Regions from separate parts of the Homo sapiens genome. Here region 1 is linked to region 2. A link is a loop called in an ENCODE intact Hi-C map of the cell type or tissue named here. Cell type or tissue: A673. All regions are shown on one strand. Each heading gives the region's core, and the rest is flanking DNA. Links, peaks and the distances in the headings are about the cores only. Region 1 overlaps HMCN1 (hemicentin 1). Region 2 has its middle 14 kb from the start of HMCN1.

What was found. A loop is a pair of places that touch in the nucleus more often than their neighbours do. Peaks named below come from ENCODE experiments on the same cell type or tissue, not always from the same donor. Only the 100,000 strongest peaks of a DNase experiment are listed, where the experiment ranks them.
Region 1: it touches region 2 in a loop (3-fold over the local background); 2 of 110 quality-filtered maps call a loop at or near these places.

What each region holds. Positions count from the first base shown.
Region 1 is chr1:186,071,047-186,079,394 of GRCh38, reverse strand. HMCN1 (hemicentin 1) reads right to left here. Exons shown (of 107, transcript NM_031935.3): 53 at 4,504-4,654; 54 at 2,773-2,967; 55 at 1,175-1,288. Among named protein-coding and RNA genes, the nearest start is that of PRG4, 220 kb to the left of the region's middle. In A673, for the core only: no CTCF peak of the experiment used is centred there; a DNase peak (open chromatin) is centred at 3,244.
Region 2 is chr1:185,716,182-185,724,529 of GRCh38, reverse strand. No RefSeq gene overlaps it. Among named protein-coding and RNA genes, the nearest start is that of HMCN1, 14 kb to the left of the region's middle. In A673, for the core only: CTCF peaks have their summits at 3,706 (motif pointing left) and 5,259; DNase peaks (open chromatin) are centred at 3,689, 4,469, 5,289, 7,519 and 1 weaker place; H3K4me3 peaks cover 659 bases; H3K27ac peaks cover 6,204 bases.

The sequences.
Region 1 (8,348 bases), core at 94-8,093, 350 kb before region 2:
TGCGTGTGCCCAGAGAGAGAGAGTAATACTACTGACCACTGTAAGGGAGAGCCAGGCTCCTTTAAGGCAGGCAGGAACCAGCTCGTCCCCAGAGAGAAAGAGTTAAGCTGCTAACACTGCAAGAGAGAGCTGGCCTTGCAGGCCAGCCATAGAGCTATGCACGGGAGCCGGCTGCTGAGAGGAGCCACAGAGGCAGAGCAAAAAGCCAAGATAAAGGGGGACAGTGTAAGAGAGCTAGTGTGAGAGAGCTGCTGATGAGAGAGCTGCTGATGAGAGAGCTGCTGATGAGAGAGCTGCTAAACACAACTAGAGCTGGGGATCGAACCTGATCCTAGGCAGGACATATGGCGTAGCTGTGAACCTGACAAGGTCAAGTTAAGCCAGGTGGTCCAAGATATTCCTTCACTGTCCTTGACAATGTCAGCATTGATTTTTTAATTGTCATCTCATCTCTTTTCCTTGTAACTCTCTCATGAACTTTAAAATCTATGTTAATTGTTATGTCACTTATCTTTTCCCTTACAGGAAAAATACTTCTTCAACTCTCTGTTCATGCATTCAGATGGTGATTTGGTTCAAGGTTGGACACATGAACTAGACCTTATCAATTAGAACATTGCAACCTCTTGCTGTCTGTGATTGGCTCTGGATGGATACGTGATTCACACTTGGCCAATTAAAACCACGGAAATTCAATTCTAGGGCTTCAATTGTAAATACTAGGAGAAAAAACTTTCATTTGAATGTGGAACTAGGAGGATGCAAGCCTAGAGCTGCTAGAGGCCACCTTGCTATCCAAGGGGATCCCCCTCCCTGAGAGTGACATTAATAAAGAAAAGCAGAGTCGAGAGAGGTAAAGTCTGGTTGACCTCATTTGAACCACAGAAGTCAGACATGACTGTAGCCAGCTCTATTTTGGGACTTTTCTGATTCATAAGTCAATGAATTCTTTTTGTTTGTTTGTTTTCATTTAAGTCAGTTTGTTTCTTAATACTTCAAGAGTCCTGACTAATGTGCTGTCAATTTGTAGAAGATAATTACCTCCTTGGGAGAACTATCAGTTTCTGGTTATCTTTATAGTCTCAAAAGCGCTTAGTGTAACATCCTGCAAACATTAGTTCCTCAAAAATACTTTTCAGTAAAAGAATGAACAATAAACAAAAGAAAAACTCACCGAGTACACGGACATCATATTGAAGGGAATCTTCTCCAGCCTCATTCACAGCCACACATGTGTATCTCCCAGCATCTTCTACTTTAGCCCGAGGAATCTGCAACACTCGCCCTCCTGAAAATAATATCCCACTATGTTTACTCCTCTAATCTTAGAGTGAACACAAGCCATAAACAGATACAAATTTTCAGGTCTAATGACTGCCTTACATTTTCTTTCAAGGTTCCTGTTTCATCCAATGGTTCAGTTTTAATCTCAGATACCACTTTTACAACAAACACTGCATTATTAAAAAGTGAGCCAACATATGAATCGGAACTCCTGAGAAATGAATAGCTCATGTAGATTTTCCTAGAAGGGGGACTGCTACTCTATGTGCTTCATCATATTTCCTAGGGAATGTTACTATATAGTGACTCCTTGCTTTTATAGTTTTGAACACTTTTAATAGAAGTTTACACCATTTGCTGCAAGTACTTGTTTGAGAAAGCAATATCCAAGGTTGTAAAAGTATAAAGTGTACTATTTTACATACATTCTTATGAGGATAGCTGTATATTTTTAAACATCATGTAGATATAATTTCAAATTTAGAGAAAAGTTGCAATAATTATATAAAGACTTTTACTCATGTTCACTAATTATTTATATTTCACTCCATTTGCCTTATCTCTCTCTGTCATATGTATATAATCTTTTTCTGAACCATTGAAGAGTAAGTTGGAGACATGGTGCCCTTTCACCCCTAAAATACTCATAAATCCATATTTCATAACAAGGATAATCCCTTATATAACCGTGTTACAATGATTAAAAACAGAAAATTTAAAATCAAAACAAAACTACTATTGAATCCGCAGTCCATAATCAAATTTCATTATTGTTGCAATAATGTTTTTTATAGCCATTTTCCCCAAACCCAGATCTAATTTAGGATCACATATTAGACAGAGTTACCCTATCTACTTAGTCTCTTTTCATTTTTATTTTCAGGATACTCTTTTATTTAATTGGGGTCAAATTTACATTCAATTACTTACTGCACTGACCTTAAGTGTACAATCTGATGAATTTTGATAAGCCCTGTATATCTGAATGCTTGTTAAAATTAAATAGAAGCCTTGAAAATATTATTCCATAACAGTTTAAACATCTTTGCAATCAATAAACCAGATAACAATTTAAATATTTGAAACTAATAATCTTCCCTATTTATTTATGATAAGTGCATTTAATAAACTGAGCAGTAATGATCTGTAAATATATATTAGCATTTATGTTAATAATATATATAAACCAAACTGATTATCTTATTGCACTAAAAGAGAAATGGAGGCACAAGGAAGCCAAAGGACTTTGAGTTGATAGAGTGATGCGTAGTAGATCTGAAAAGTTTACTAAGCTATTTTCTCCTATTGTCTAATTCTCAAGCAAGACTCTTCTAGATTGAAGCTACGTGGATGCCAGTGGCATTCAGCAGTCTAACTGCCAGTTAAATTACTTAGCCAGAGACCCAACCAATTCAATTCGTCTAATACATGAGAGGAAACACATTTGGCAGAGAGTCAGCTTTTCACCCTGTTGGTATCAATCTTTACCTGGCAAAATCAATACTTTATCACTTGAGGTCAGAGGGTGGCCATCTTTGTACCATGTCAGTGTAGGAGGGGGAGCAGCATTTGTCTCACAGTAAAGAGAAATGGGATTGTTGATGATCACATCTTTGGCTTCACCATTCCTGCCAGTATCTAGCATGTTTCCTATTTCCCAGAGTTTCTGAAAACTTGGAGGAACTATGGAGGAAAGGCATTAAATGTTGGTCACATATAAATGCTTAAACAAAGATCTTGGCTGTGTTTTCACCAGAGTGATTTGTAAAAGCAATAGATTAGACAATGTGGAAATAATTTCAAGTACTGACGCCACCACCAACTCTAGCCCTTAGCCAAAAAAGTAGTACACGAAAGTCGGAGCTGGTTGTCAAGTGGAAGAACAAGAAGTATGAGGCTCAGAATGCTGTGTTTATGCTTTGCTCTCCCCGTTAAAGGGCTCTGGCACTTAGACAATAAAGGGGCTCACTCTCAGGAAGGAGCATTGCTAAATGATACACAGCAGGAAAGACTAATTTTGAGAAACCATTAAAAAATACTGGTTCAATTGAGAGCATTTCACAGTGATTTGGCTTACTAAGAAGGCTAAAGAAATTATGCAATCAGGATTAAAAATTCCATTAACAAAAATAATAGGACATTTTCATACTTTTCTGGGGACAAGTATGAACTTTATGAAAGGCAATTTGCCTGCACATCAAAAGCATTAAAAGAGTGCATAACATAAAATTTATCACAGAAAAAAGTACATTTAACCTAAAATTTCCACCCTTAGAAAATTATGAAAAATCAAAGATGTACAAAAGTTTTATGTATAAAGATGTTCAGTGTAGCATTATTTATGAGTGGTGAAAGCTTAGAAACAACCCAGACATTCAACAATAGAAGTCTGGTTAAATAAATATTTTTTGGATATTCAACTGGTGAAACAGACATAATTATTAAAAATCATGTCGAATAGTTAGCAACATCAAGAGTAACAATATAAACAACAATAATGGCAGGTATCATTTCTCAATCATTTTGCTAGGAGCTTTATATACTTTATCTCATTTAGTATTCACTGCAATTCTACAAGACAGTCATGTTACAAATGAGGAAACAATCTTAAAATTTAGGTAACTTTACTAAGTCACAAAGCTTTTAAAAGCCATAATCATCATTCAATTCCAAGTCTGTTTTGTTATGTTGTTTGCTTGTTTTTATTTTTACATTTATTTATTTATTTATTCCAACTTTCATTTTATGTTTATGGGGTACATGTGCTGGTTTGTTACATGAGTAAATTGCATGTTTTGGGGGTTTGGTGTACACATTATTTCATCACCCAGATAATATGCCCAGTAGTGGACAGGTAATTTTTTATTACTCTGAATTCTGTACTGTACTACTTTCCTGCCTTTCATGTAAATGCTGCTTTTAAAACTTCATGATATAAAGTTAAGGGAATGCTAATGCAACAGAGAAATCTATATTGTGTGACCTCAACTTTGTAGAAGTATACACTTTAAAATATCAGAAGGAAACACATAAAAATAACAGAGGCAATCCTGAATGATGGGATTATTTCCTTCTTTAATTCTCGAGTCTAAATTTTCAATCATGAATTTATATTATTGTCAACAGAAAAAAACACTGTTTAAAATAAGTCAAATCTCTTTTCTTTTACTTTGAAAGATCATATAAATTACATTATATACAATAAGCAATTAGTATTACCTTGAATATTCACATCAAAATCCAACTCATCTTCACCTGCAATGTTAGATGCTACACAAGTATATCGTCCGGTGTCTGATATTTGAGCCTCCTTTATTTGAAGTGTGTGTCCATTCGCAGCAATATTAACATGATCATCGGATTTAAGGGGCTGTGATTCAATTATAACAATGTTAGCATTAAGTGCTATAATGAATCCTCTAAGAGGCCATGCAGTTGATAGTTTTTGTGATTTTTTAAATAAATGAAAATAAAATTGTATGCAAAACATTCATGACAATAGTTTAATCAAAATAATTGATTTACTTTGATTAAACTCATTGTTTTTGACTAATCAAATTTTTATTTATTGAAATTGCTGCTGTTACAGTTTACATTTTTACGAGGCATTTGTGCATGATGCATTTATACATTTTTATGATAAATATATGTTCTTAGTTATCATATTAATTTATTCATGTTGGAAAAATTTTTTTCACTGATCTCATATAATATTTAAAAAGCAGTCTTTTATAATTTTGTAGAAAATGTTAGAATTTCTTTATGAAAGATTGAGCACATTAGTATAATCTGATTTGATCTAAATTACTTTTGTTCATTCAGAAACATCATTACTTTATAAATAAAAAATTTTAACCTAAAGATATTTATATTATGTTTTATTGAAATTATTACTATAAAATAGGATATTAACTTACATATATTCGTATTATGGTGTTTTATCAGTAACATTGCCTATAGCTAATAGAACATCTCCCATCTTCTCAACATTTTCATTTATACTAAATTCCCCCTCATTCATTGAAAATTTTAGCTCCGGGCTCACTATCATTCCTTCTAATGATACTCTTCTCATAACTCTTGGTGATTTCAATGCCCACAAAGATAATCATCCAATGCTGTGTTCTCTTAGCTCCTTGATCTCCTTCTTTTAATTTTCTTGTCCCTCACCCTTTCTCACCCACTAAATAGGAGTCATACCTAGACCTTATAATTACCAATAACTATGCTCCTTCATAATCTCAGTTTCAAGCTCTCATTTGGTGACTATCACTTCCTAGTTTTCTATTATTACTAATTTTCTTTAAGTTTTTTTTTTTTCATCCCATGGGAGCCCCACAATCCATTGACCTTGCAATATTTTCACTGCCACTCAGTCTCCTCCTGACTTCTATTCCCTTCTTACCCAGAGAAGATCTGTCATGATAATTGTTCCTTGTATAAAACTCTCAACTCTTTTGCCTCCTCTCCCTTTATTTTACTCCCCTGGCAAAACCCTAACTGGTTAAAATCAGTTTCTGCTCATTCTGAGAATTTGCTGGTCAAGGGCATCCCTCCAGCAACTGTGTTTCTCTCACCTACATCATCATTAACTTATTTCTTTCCACTGGATGATTTCAGCCTAAAAAAACAAAAACAAAAACCTCTCTTGCTGCAGCCCACCTCTACATTTCTACATTTGTTGCCAAATGACTTAAAAATATTTTCTATACTTGTGGACTCCAATTACTTTCCTTCAGTTTTTTCCTTCCATCATTTCTTGATATGTTCCAATCAGACTTTCACTGTTTCTTCTTGATCAAAAATTCTTTGCCAAGGTCACCAATGACATTCATGCTGGTAACTTCTAAGTACTTATTTTACCTGATCAGTATCATTTAACAGAGTTTAACTTGTGTTCATTTTGAAGTACCTTTTTCACTTATCTTTTGGGACACTACGCTCCCTGCTCCCCAACTTTAAATACAGGAGTACCCTGAGGCTTAATCCTTAGACCTCTTCTCTATTTACTCTCACTTATCTTGAACCTATATTTGATCTCCTTCCTACACATCCCACACCTCCTGCTACCACCTTGGTCCAAGCAACAACCATTGCCCTTTTGGTGGAGATGCAATTGCCATAACCATTGCAATAACTTCATAGCTGGACCTTTTCTTTATTCTCCAAGTACAGAAAGAAATGCAATCTGCTTAAAACCTTAAGTCAGATTGTGTCATGTCATTCTTGTGTTCAAAATTTCCCAGTCGGCTTTCCGTCAGAATAAAGGCCAACTGGCACAAGGGGCATCATGGTCTGGCTCTCCATTAGTCTTCTGCTCACATTTTCTGTTCCCATCTGTCACTGCACTTCAGCCCAAATGCCTCAGGGCCTTTGCCCTTGCTGTGCTCTTTACTTTGGAATATTTTGCCCTCTATTATTTTATGTCTGCTTCCTTCATTTTGGGTTTCTGTTTAAATGTCACCTTATCAGTGAGGTCTTCCCTAAGTAAGAAATCACACTCTCCACCCTTGGTTTCCTTCTCTCATATTGAGTTTTCTCCATGATACCTGCCCCACCTGACACATTATGTCTTATTGGTTTGGTTTAGTTTTGCCTTCCTAAACTTCACATGAGTAGAAATTTGTGTCTGTTTCTTTCACAGCTGTATTCCCTGCATTTAAAACAGTGTCTGACAAATAGTAGATGTTCAACAAATAATTCAGAATGCAATTAATCATTATTAACATTGTATCACTTATATAAAAGTAGCATAATTTAAATTTTTTTGCTAAAAGAAAAACTTCAGGGTATGAATAAATAAAACTCAAGATTCTATCAAAACTTATTGTGGCCAATACTTTGTCCAGTTTTTAATGTCTGTCAATATGTTTTGTGTTTCTTTTCTTGAAAACACTACTTCACTTTAGTATTGCTCATCTGAAGACTGAAATAACAGGAGAATGAATATGGAAAATAAATTTTAAAATAGTACGTTTTTGTTCACATTCTAGGAGACCAATTGCAAACCCTAAAACACCTAGCAGTGTAAAGCATCATAATTGGGTCAATTTCAAAGCCTGAACCTGAAGCTGCAATTTAACAACTTATAATGAAATTTTCAAAAATAAGACAAAAATGCCTCATTTCCTGTGCACTTTTAGTCTTTACCCAGTTTTTAATGTGTGTATGTGTTCATGTACATGTGAGCATATGTGGTAACTATAAGGAATGAAACAACTTTAGAAAAGATTAAAATATTTCAAAGGAGAAAGGGATTATTTGTTTCCAAGTAAACTCATAAAGAATTGATATTGTACTATGAAGTGTGCTTGTAGTCAGAAAAGAAACTATAAACGGAGCATGGTGGGAATTCTATATTTTCCCTTTTGCAATGGCTTCCAGATGAAACTTGCTTATTTTATAAGATGACTTTTTTTCTAGCTGCCAATATTGCAAAATCCATCTGAAATCTGAAAAAATAAAGCTATATCTTTCCTGCATCTTAAATCATGATTATGATCTGAACTTCTACAACTGGAATTTGACTGACTATTTGGTTGATTATGTGTAAAACAGGACAAACAGCAGCTTAGCCGTTTCACATCTGTATTAAGTACGGTGTTAACAGCTGCTTAAAAATCTATTTTGGTCTAAGATCAACAGCACATATGTCTTTTAAAACATGCATGGAAGAACATAAGTTGAATGAGAAATATGGATATGTGGTCTGAAAATCAGATCACAGAATTGAAGGATCTGTCTTTTATTTAAAGTTTCTCTGTTCCCAGTTAACTGTACTGGGCCCTTCATCATCTTTTTTAGCTTTTTGTCTTCATCTTGGAATATTTTAAAACATTACCTTTTGTAAAAGAGTTAAAGATACTTAAAGAATATCTGAGTAACTTTAGTAAATTTAGTACCCATGTTATACCTGTCATTCTAACCCGGGATAGCAACATTTATGTGTTGCTTCTTTACCTGGTTTACTTATTCTGTAAAACTGCAAAATAACAACAGCAAAAAAATGAAAAGAACTGTTTCCCTAACTTCTCCAGTGGGAGGGTGGCCAGATTTTCATAGAC
Region 2 (8,348 bases), core at 224-8,223:
CTTTCCTTTTTATTTTCAGCCTACAATGAGTTAAAAACACATTTTTTTTTTAAGTAACAAGTACCCAGAAGGCTACAGTGATCCTTTGGTGATGGAGTAGAATTGGCCACATCAGCATGAACTCATGTTTGACTTAATGCAGAATAACATGAGTACATATTAATAAATACTTAAAGATATATGTGTCTATATTAGAATGCACATATATATTCTTGCTCTGTCAGCTGAGGTGGCCTAAAAGTAATGACATCTCAATAACAATGAGCACAATTAGTGCCCAAATATTGATTTTTTTTCTTTTTACCAGCTTGACTTCAAAATACATCAAATATTGATTTCTAATGCCAATTTCCCATAAAACAAACCAGGATTACTTGGAGAAATGGTAGATTCTGAGGCTGGGGCAAGGAATATATAAGAGGAGCATCTTATTGTGGCCAGAAATGAAGGAAATGCAAAAAATAAAAATGTAAAGCACACACACACACAATGGTGGGATATGTTAAAGAGATACAGGTGCCAGTTAAAAGAATGCCCAATGAACAAAGCTGTAACAATTTAAGCAACAAAATAAATAAAATAATATTAAATTAAAACTCAAAATGTAAAATATCCTGAGTCCATAAGGATATAAGTTGAATAAATAAATAAATATAGACAAATCTCCCAAGCAGAAGAATTCAAAATAGTATATATGATACTCCCTCCTCAATGAGATGGAGGATGAATACCCATCCCTTACATGTGGGCTGCACATAATGTCTTGCTCCCAAAGAATATGGTAAAGAAAGGTAGAAAATAACTTTACAGAGGAGAAACCTGTCAAACACCACCTCCACCAGATTATCAAGTTTAACAACAGTGATAAGTCATGTCAATAGCATGTACTCTTGATAGGATGTGATGAGAATAGCATCTGTGGCCTTCCTTTCAGGAATTCCCCCAAGATTTCTTGTCATAATCTAGAGAAGCCTAATGTGTAATGTATCCTGGATAGAATATTGGAACAGAAAAGGTATAGCTGAGGAAATATGAATAAAGTGTGGAGTTTAGTTGATAATAATGTTTAATATTGGTTCATTAGTTATGACAAATGTACCATACCAATATAGGATGTTAGCCATACTGGAAACTGGGTGTAGCATATATGGTAGCACTCTGTTTTATCTTCATAAGTTTTCTGTAAACCTGAAACTATTCTAAAGTTCAAGTTTATACAAATTAAATAAATAAGTTGTAAAAAGTAGCCACCAAATCATTTTTAAAGAGGCATGAATATGATCATATCAAGAAATACAAATGATTTTTATTAGTCGTTTGTCATCTATACAATGAAATGAATTAAATAATGCATCAAAATTTATGTCAACCTAAATAACATAGAGAGGCTTTCTAAAAGAAAATAACATTTATTCGCAAATAGGGCATTGCCATGGGAATAGTCATGTCATAATAAATACGTGTGTATTCAGGGAGGTAAAGGAAGACAAAAGTTTTTAAAGGAAAAATGAAGAGAATTACATAATTTTTGAGGTAATTATTCTTGGCTGCAAGGATCAATAAATAACTAGGGTAGCACCAGTCCAAGACTGAACAGGCAGTTGCTGGGCAGATGTCCTCAAGGAAGAATTTTTTATGTGTGTAAGGTTATTATGGCCTTTTGCAAGGTTGAACTTTTTGCAGTCTTTTGTGATAGTTTTTTTAATCTGGCATTTATGCATGAGAACCCTCCCTTCATGGGCTTCTCTGGCTCTATTTGTCAGGGTTTTTTAAAACCCAAGTGACTCCATTTTGATTCTGACAACTTTCACATTCATAAGTGTATTTTACCCTCGGAATAAAGTCTTACACTTAGAAGACAAAACATCTGAAAGAAATTCCGTCAGTCCTATTGGAAATCAAACTAAAGACACTACATAGCATAAATAAGCATTGGAAATGTGCCCTAAAACAATAATGCTGTTGTTGCTTATGGCCATAGCCACTAAGTCAAAGCTTCAAAAGTATAGCATTAAATTACGAAACATTGGGAGTAGAAGAGATTCATATTTTTTTCAAAAAACTTATCTATTAGTATAATAAATTGCAACTGCTTTAATCAGAAGAGCTTGCTAATGAGGCTGAAGACATTAAAATGTGGATCACTTAGTTTGATTACATTTGATGACAAACTCCAGCTCAATACTAGCTTGTTGCCTAGCAGCTGTTAGTCAATGTGGAACAAGAGTGTGCCTACATCAGCATAAACCCAAACATTCCCACCCAAAATTGCCTAAGCAGAACGCCTTACTGATGGTAGATCAGGTTGTTATTTTCTTATGGAACTTGACTTTATTAACCCAGGCAAGGAATCTTGAGCAGAGCAAAGAAAGTGCTACTCTACATGACTCTGATGGGAAAACTTTGCCGAGATTTGATGGGCAAATTTCAGAAAAATCCTTCCACTCACACTGCAGCTAATCCCATATCTCCCAGTACAGGATTTGCAGTACTATATTTAAGGCATCTCCGCAAATGTCTTTTGCTGTGACTTTTAGTCTGGCCAAAAACCTAAACATCAAGAGTACACAGAAGAAGATTTCTTCCCACTAGGCCTGTAGTTTTTGCCTTAAGGTGGAGTTTCTAAATACAAATATATAATTAACTATTGGAAACATAAGACTCATTCAGTCATCCCCAAAGCCCATTCCCTCATGTTAAATATTTATCTATATGGTGAAACAGAGTATAGATTTAGAAATGCATTTAACAGATGTTGAAACAAAAATTTGGCATAATGCCAATTAATTCAAACTACCAACATTGTTGCTATCATCCTATGTATGTGAAATAATAATAATAACTACATACCAAAATTGAGAAAATAAGATACATAGATACTGAGCAGACACATACTGACTCACAATTTATATTGTATCTCTCCTTTTAATTCAGCCTAAAAAAATCAGTTTGAGTCTTTCTGACTTTAGTTATGTCAAGTGGCTTGCTTAATTCAATCAGCACTTGATAAATAATATTTTAATTTTCATAATCTTACTTTTCATAAATCCAGTCTAGCCAAATATCCTTACCAATATTAAGTAAGATTTGGAACTCTCCTATGGAAAGTTCAGCAATAGCTTTCATCTTTTACTAATCCAAGCTATGGTGATTAAATTCATTGATTTAAGGTTACTCTAAAATTGCTGGAAATACCAAAAATCACTTTCCAAAGTGCTATCTGAAACATTCAAAGAAGCCATGCACAGAAATGATTGTATTCTAAATGAGAGGGGAGTGTAAGAAGTTTTCATCCTACCCTTGGCCTCCACCCCAACCCCATACACACATATCTATTTGATCAGCATTTATTTACTCATAAGTTATTCAATGAATAGTCACTGAAAACTTTCTGTGTGCTGGAGAATAGGGAAATACCATAAAGAGATGGTAACCCTCCAGCTGAATTATAATCAGCAAATGTCTAGAGTTTTCATAGCAATGAAAATAAATAAGATTAATTTTTATCAGAGATGTTGGAATTCTAATACTCAACGTCATGCTTTATCTTTGCTTCTACTATGTTCCTGTTCGTATCTGCCAGAAACAAAAATACTTCATAGCCTAAGATTTCTACCAAATAGCTATTTTATACTTAATGGTTTAAAATCAGTAGAGATATTAGGAGAGTGTGAAAACTAATATTGCCCTCTGCTGGCAGATTCCTCAAGTAAAAAGCATTGTGTTTGTTTTGCTATTTGTAGCTTATTCCTCATTCTTTTGTGGTACATTTTGACATTAAGAGATTAGAATTTGCTTCTTGTAAGTAACATTTGGAATTTCTTCTGAAACAAAGTCCAAAATGTCTGGGAAATGGAGATAAATATCTCATTAGCACCAACCAAAATAAATACTTTAAAAAATGTAGCTCTACCCACATGATGTAAAGGCATTGTCTCATAGCACAGCAGTTTAAAATTCAGGGATATCTTAATATCATTTAATTGAAACTGCATCTAATTCTCCAAGACTCTCCAGGCTCCTACAAACTAGATAGCTCTGAAATTTAAGTAGTCTTTGTCAGAGCATATAATAGACAATTATGCCTCTCTCTCTCTTTTTTTTTTTAAACATTGAGGTATATTAATTCACTCCAGTTAAAATCTCAGATGTGGCATGAAATTTGGGGACATGACTATCCCAGGATATCTGATAAACTCTCAGTTTAAGAGGCTTTATGAATAAAGTTCCTTGCTAATTAAAAAGATGTGAATCATGTTTGGGAATTGCTTCTATCATTATTTAATGAGTTTCTCTTTGCTAGTAAATATAGATGGATAGAAGAAGCTTTGATCTTGAGCTCCTTGACAGTGAGTGCTCTCTTATTCTTTGTATACCAATACTTAGCAGTGCCCTGTATATAATACATATTTAAGGAAGGCTTATTGAGTGGATAAATGAAGTGGTCTTTTCCAGTCACCATGCTTAATTAGATTAAGCCCATTTCCCAATAAAATGCTTAGGGTAGAATGCAGTATGGTACAGTAAGAAGAGCATATGCTTTTGAGTGGGACAGATAGATTTAAATTCTAGCTTTGATACTCAGCTGTGTGAAAGGAAAGCCACCTAATCTCTCTGAACTGCAGCTTTCTTCTTGTGTTGTTGTACAAATTATATAAGATAAAATATGTAAAGTATTTGAGAATGTGCCTGGCACATAATGAGTATTGAAACATTTAATTATCTTCCCTTTCCTTTCAGGTACATTCCTAATTTCTTTCTTTTCAATCAGTACTACAGAACAAAATTGGCTCAGACCCATTTTGAGAAGAAAGAGAATTTGTTGTAGTTACACTATTTGTTCAAATTTTCAAACCTGTTTTTCCCCCACCAGAATAAGAATATGTACGTCCAAGCTCCCATATTTCGCCTGCTTTAGAGCTTCTATTGACTTCAGAAAAGTTTACCAACACTAGGAAAAGACGTAGGGGAATTTACTTTATTTACCGTCATTTTCCAATTAAGTAGAAAATTACAACACTTTCCATTAGATTAATGATTCACAGATTTCAAAACACTGATCTATATTCTCTCACTGCAAGCTCACATTAGCCCCTACTTTCCTTAAAGCTAAGGAAACTGAGGGAGGAAAAAAAGGGAGCTGCCAAATGTAGAGAATAAAACCAGACACCGTGAGTTCTGACTTGTCCAGGGATCATTCCTGACCCCACCCTAGGATGCACTGCATCCCGTGTTCTCCTTGGGAACTGTCATTACATGCTCACTAGTGCTCCCTGCCCTCCACTTTGGACGTTGCATTCTTGGAAGCAAGCCCTCTCCTGTTGCCAACGGGATTGTGGTCTACCAGTTAAAGAAGACAACCAAGTCATGAGTAGTGGAGTTCATTTTTTTGTTTTCTCAGTGACTCACAATAAGACATGTGGTGAGTTGTTCAGAATTAACTACTTTTCCAAGGTTTTACAAAGACTAAATGCCCATGGTGGTATTTTTAACAATTCTGGTAAAGTTCTCAGTTTATTTTCAATATTAAGGATGCTACAGCAAGTGTGATTGGAATGGAAAAATTGAAGCTCTTGTCTATAGGGGTACAGACTGATAGTCTCCATTAGAAACAACTGGGCCTGTAAGTTTTTTTCTGTGATGCATTTATTGACATTCTTGTTGTGTTGCCAGTGCTAGCTGGTGGCCAGCTGTTCCTACCATATTTTAATTAAAGAAACTCCCACACCATCAAGAAATGGTCTGTGCAAAGATGTGCAATACCTATCTGCTGCTTTTCCTGTCTAGACCTTAACTACATGTGTAGACCTTAACAATATAATTCATTCTTACCCTTGCCATCCCACATCCCCCACAAAAGTGTTATTAATTTGGGATCCCTGTACCTTTAAGGGAAATTTATCCCCCTGAAACTGTGTGTAAAATTATAGAGGTATATTCTTATGAAGAGAAGGCTCATACTTTCAACAGATTTTCACATGAATTCACTCAGAAAGGGGGTAAAGAAAATTGACTGTAGACAGGTACCCACTTAGATCAATTTTCAGTGGAAATAAATGAATAATTGTTTCTTATCTTAAAAACCTCAACAATGGAAGACTTCTAGAGGTAAGCTAAAGACTAAATAAAGTAGAAATAAAACATGGGGAAGAGAAGTACAAATAGTAGCAGGCAACAGATGACAAATTGCTTGAAAAAAGAAAGTTATAAAATAGAAAATACACTATTATCATTTTAGTGAACATTTCACATACTAACAATAAGTATATGGATGGACTCCTAGAAGAGGCTTTTAGGGAAGCAATGGTCATCTTTAAGTTTATAAGCTCATGCTGTGTCCAAAAGAAAGTACAGTAGTGATTTAATTTTAATAAATAATAATTTATAAATGAACTGATTATAATTTGCCTTCTCTACTACTTTTCTTACTTCACCTTCCCATTAGCCAATTAAAGCAGCCAGCTGAGAGCCATTGTCCATCTCCCTTCTCTAGCACAGCACAGATAGAGAGAAATAGCGTCACAGAAAGTCTGAATTTGCTTTATCATGCCCAACACCAAAATGGCACATTGTATTGGCCGAAATCACTAATGCTCTTCCCCAAAATTATCTTCAATCACATAATTTAATAAGAAATCTCACTTAAGTCCCTACCCAAGCCTCCCTCTAATTATACAAGGCATCCCACCTCTGCCTTTATCCTTTCCCCTTCTTCAGCACTTCTCCCTCCTCTGCCTGTGTTCCTCACACTTCCCCAAGCTCTTCTCCCACAAAAACAGAGAAAAATAATAATATTAAGAGTGCACCTTTTCTGGAGATAAAGAAGTCAGTCCAGGACTAACTCACATAGTAACTGAAGAAATATTCTTGAATGTGTGGTAATAATTTTTACAACCTCATCATTTCTACCTTCTTTATATGACTTCTGTTTCTTTTTTCTTAAGAATCTCTCTAAGAATTCTCTTCTAAGAAGCCCTAAGGAAAACAACCCTGTCACTCAAACCATCCCAAATCTAATAATGCATCTTGCCCCCTTCAATTTGGCTAATAATAAATTATCTGAGAAAAGAAACAACGGGGCCCAGCATGGTGGCTCACACCTGTAATCCCAGCACTTTGGGATGCCAAGGAGGGCAGATCGCTTGAGCTCAGGAGTTCGAGACCAGCCTGGACAACATGGTGAAATCTCATCTTAAAAAGTGCAAACATTAGCTGGGTGTGGTGGCACACACCTGTGGTCCCAGCTACTCCAGTGACTGAGGTGGAAGGATTGCTTGAGTCTGGGAGGCAGAGGCTACGGTGAGGCGAGATTGTGCCACTACACTCCAGCCTGACTGACAGAGCAAGACCCTGTCTCAAAAGAAAAGAAAAAAGAAACAAAAGAAAACTGAAAAATGTTTATATTTTTCCCCCTTTTCCATCCTGAAAGAAGACAGAAACTGTTAGGCAAGGGGTAAGGGGATGACAAGTAAAGCAGTGGCAGTAAAATGTGCGCGCACACACACACACACATACACACACACACATACAGCATTATGGGCAACATTTTGGTTGAAGAGACTAACAATGGTAAAATGAGGTCCCTCTTAATCATCAAATGACAATTTTAGCAACCTAGTTTTGGAAAAAAAGTTACACTCCGCTTACTTCTAGTAAAATCCCAATTTCTTATGCCTATAGATTTATTAGCACAATAATGGAACACAACTAGGCATTAAAAAGTTACTGCTTTGAAAAAAAAAGGTGGGTTCTACAATAAAATTTGTATACTTTGTCTTTTCAATGCCTGAGGCACTGTTTCCAGCTTTTCTACCCTAGCATTATGTGCACATACAGAATATCAAAATAAAACTTCAAGTGAAAATTTTAGTAAGGTTATTTTTTAAAAAAGAAACTAGTTTTAGTGTGAGTTGCATGCTAATAGTCCTCTCATGCTAAGATTTATTCTAGCAACAGTAAAAATATTCATATTTACTATACAGTTTGGGACAAGTTAATAATTTGTTCTGAATTCTACTATACTTCTGTATATGTCAAATCTAACAAAATTCAGTCAAGATTTAAACAAAATTCATCAAGTGTTCTAAGACATCCTGAAATTCTATCTCCTTCACAAAAACTTTTCTGCGTAAGGTGGTAATTTCCTGCCCTCTCACCGTATCCTCATTTTTTCAATATGACATTCATAAATCTGACCCTTGTCAGCAATTTTATGGAAATAATGGAGCTGTGCCAGAAGGCCAAAGATAGGCAAAGCCGTGATTTTCAAAGGGGTGGAGAACAGGAGAAACAAAAGTAGATCTTTCAAAGACTACATCTTATTCACTTTATGACTAGCAGTACCTAGT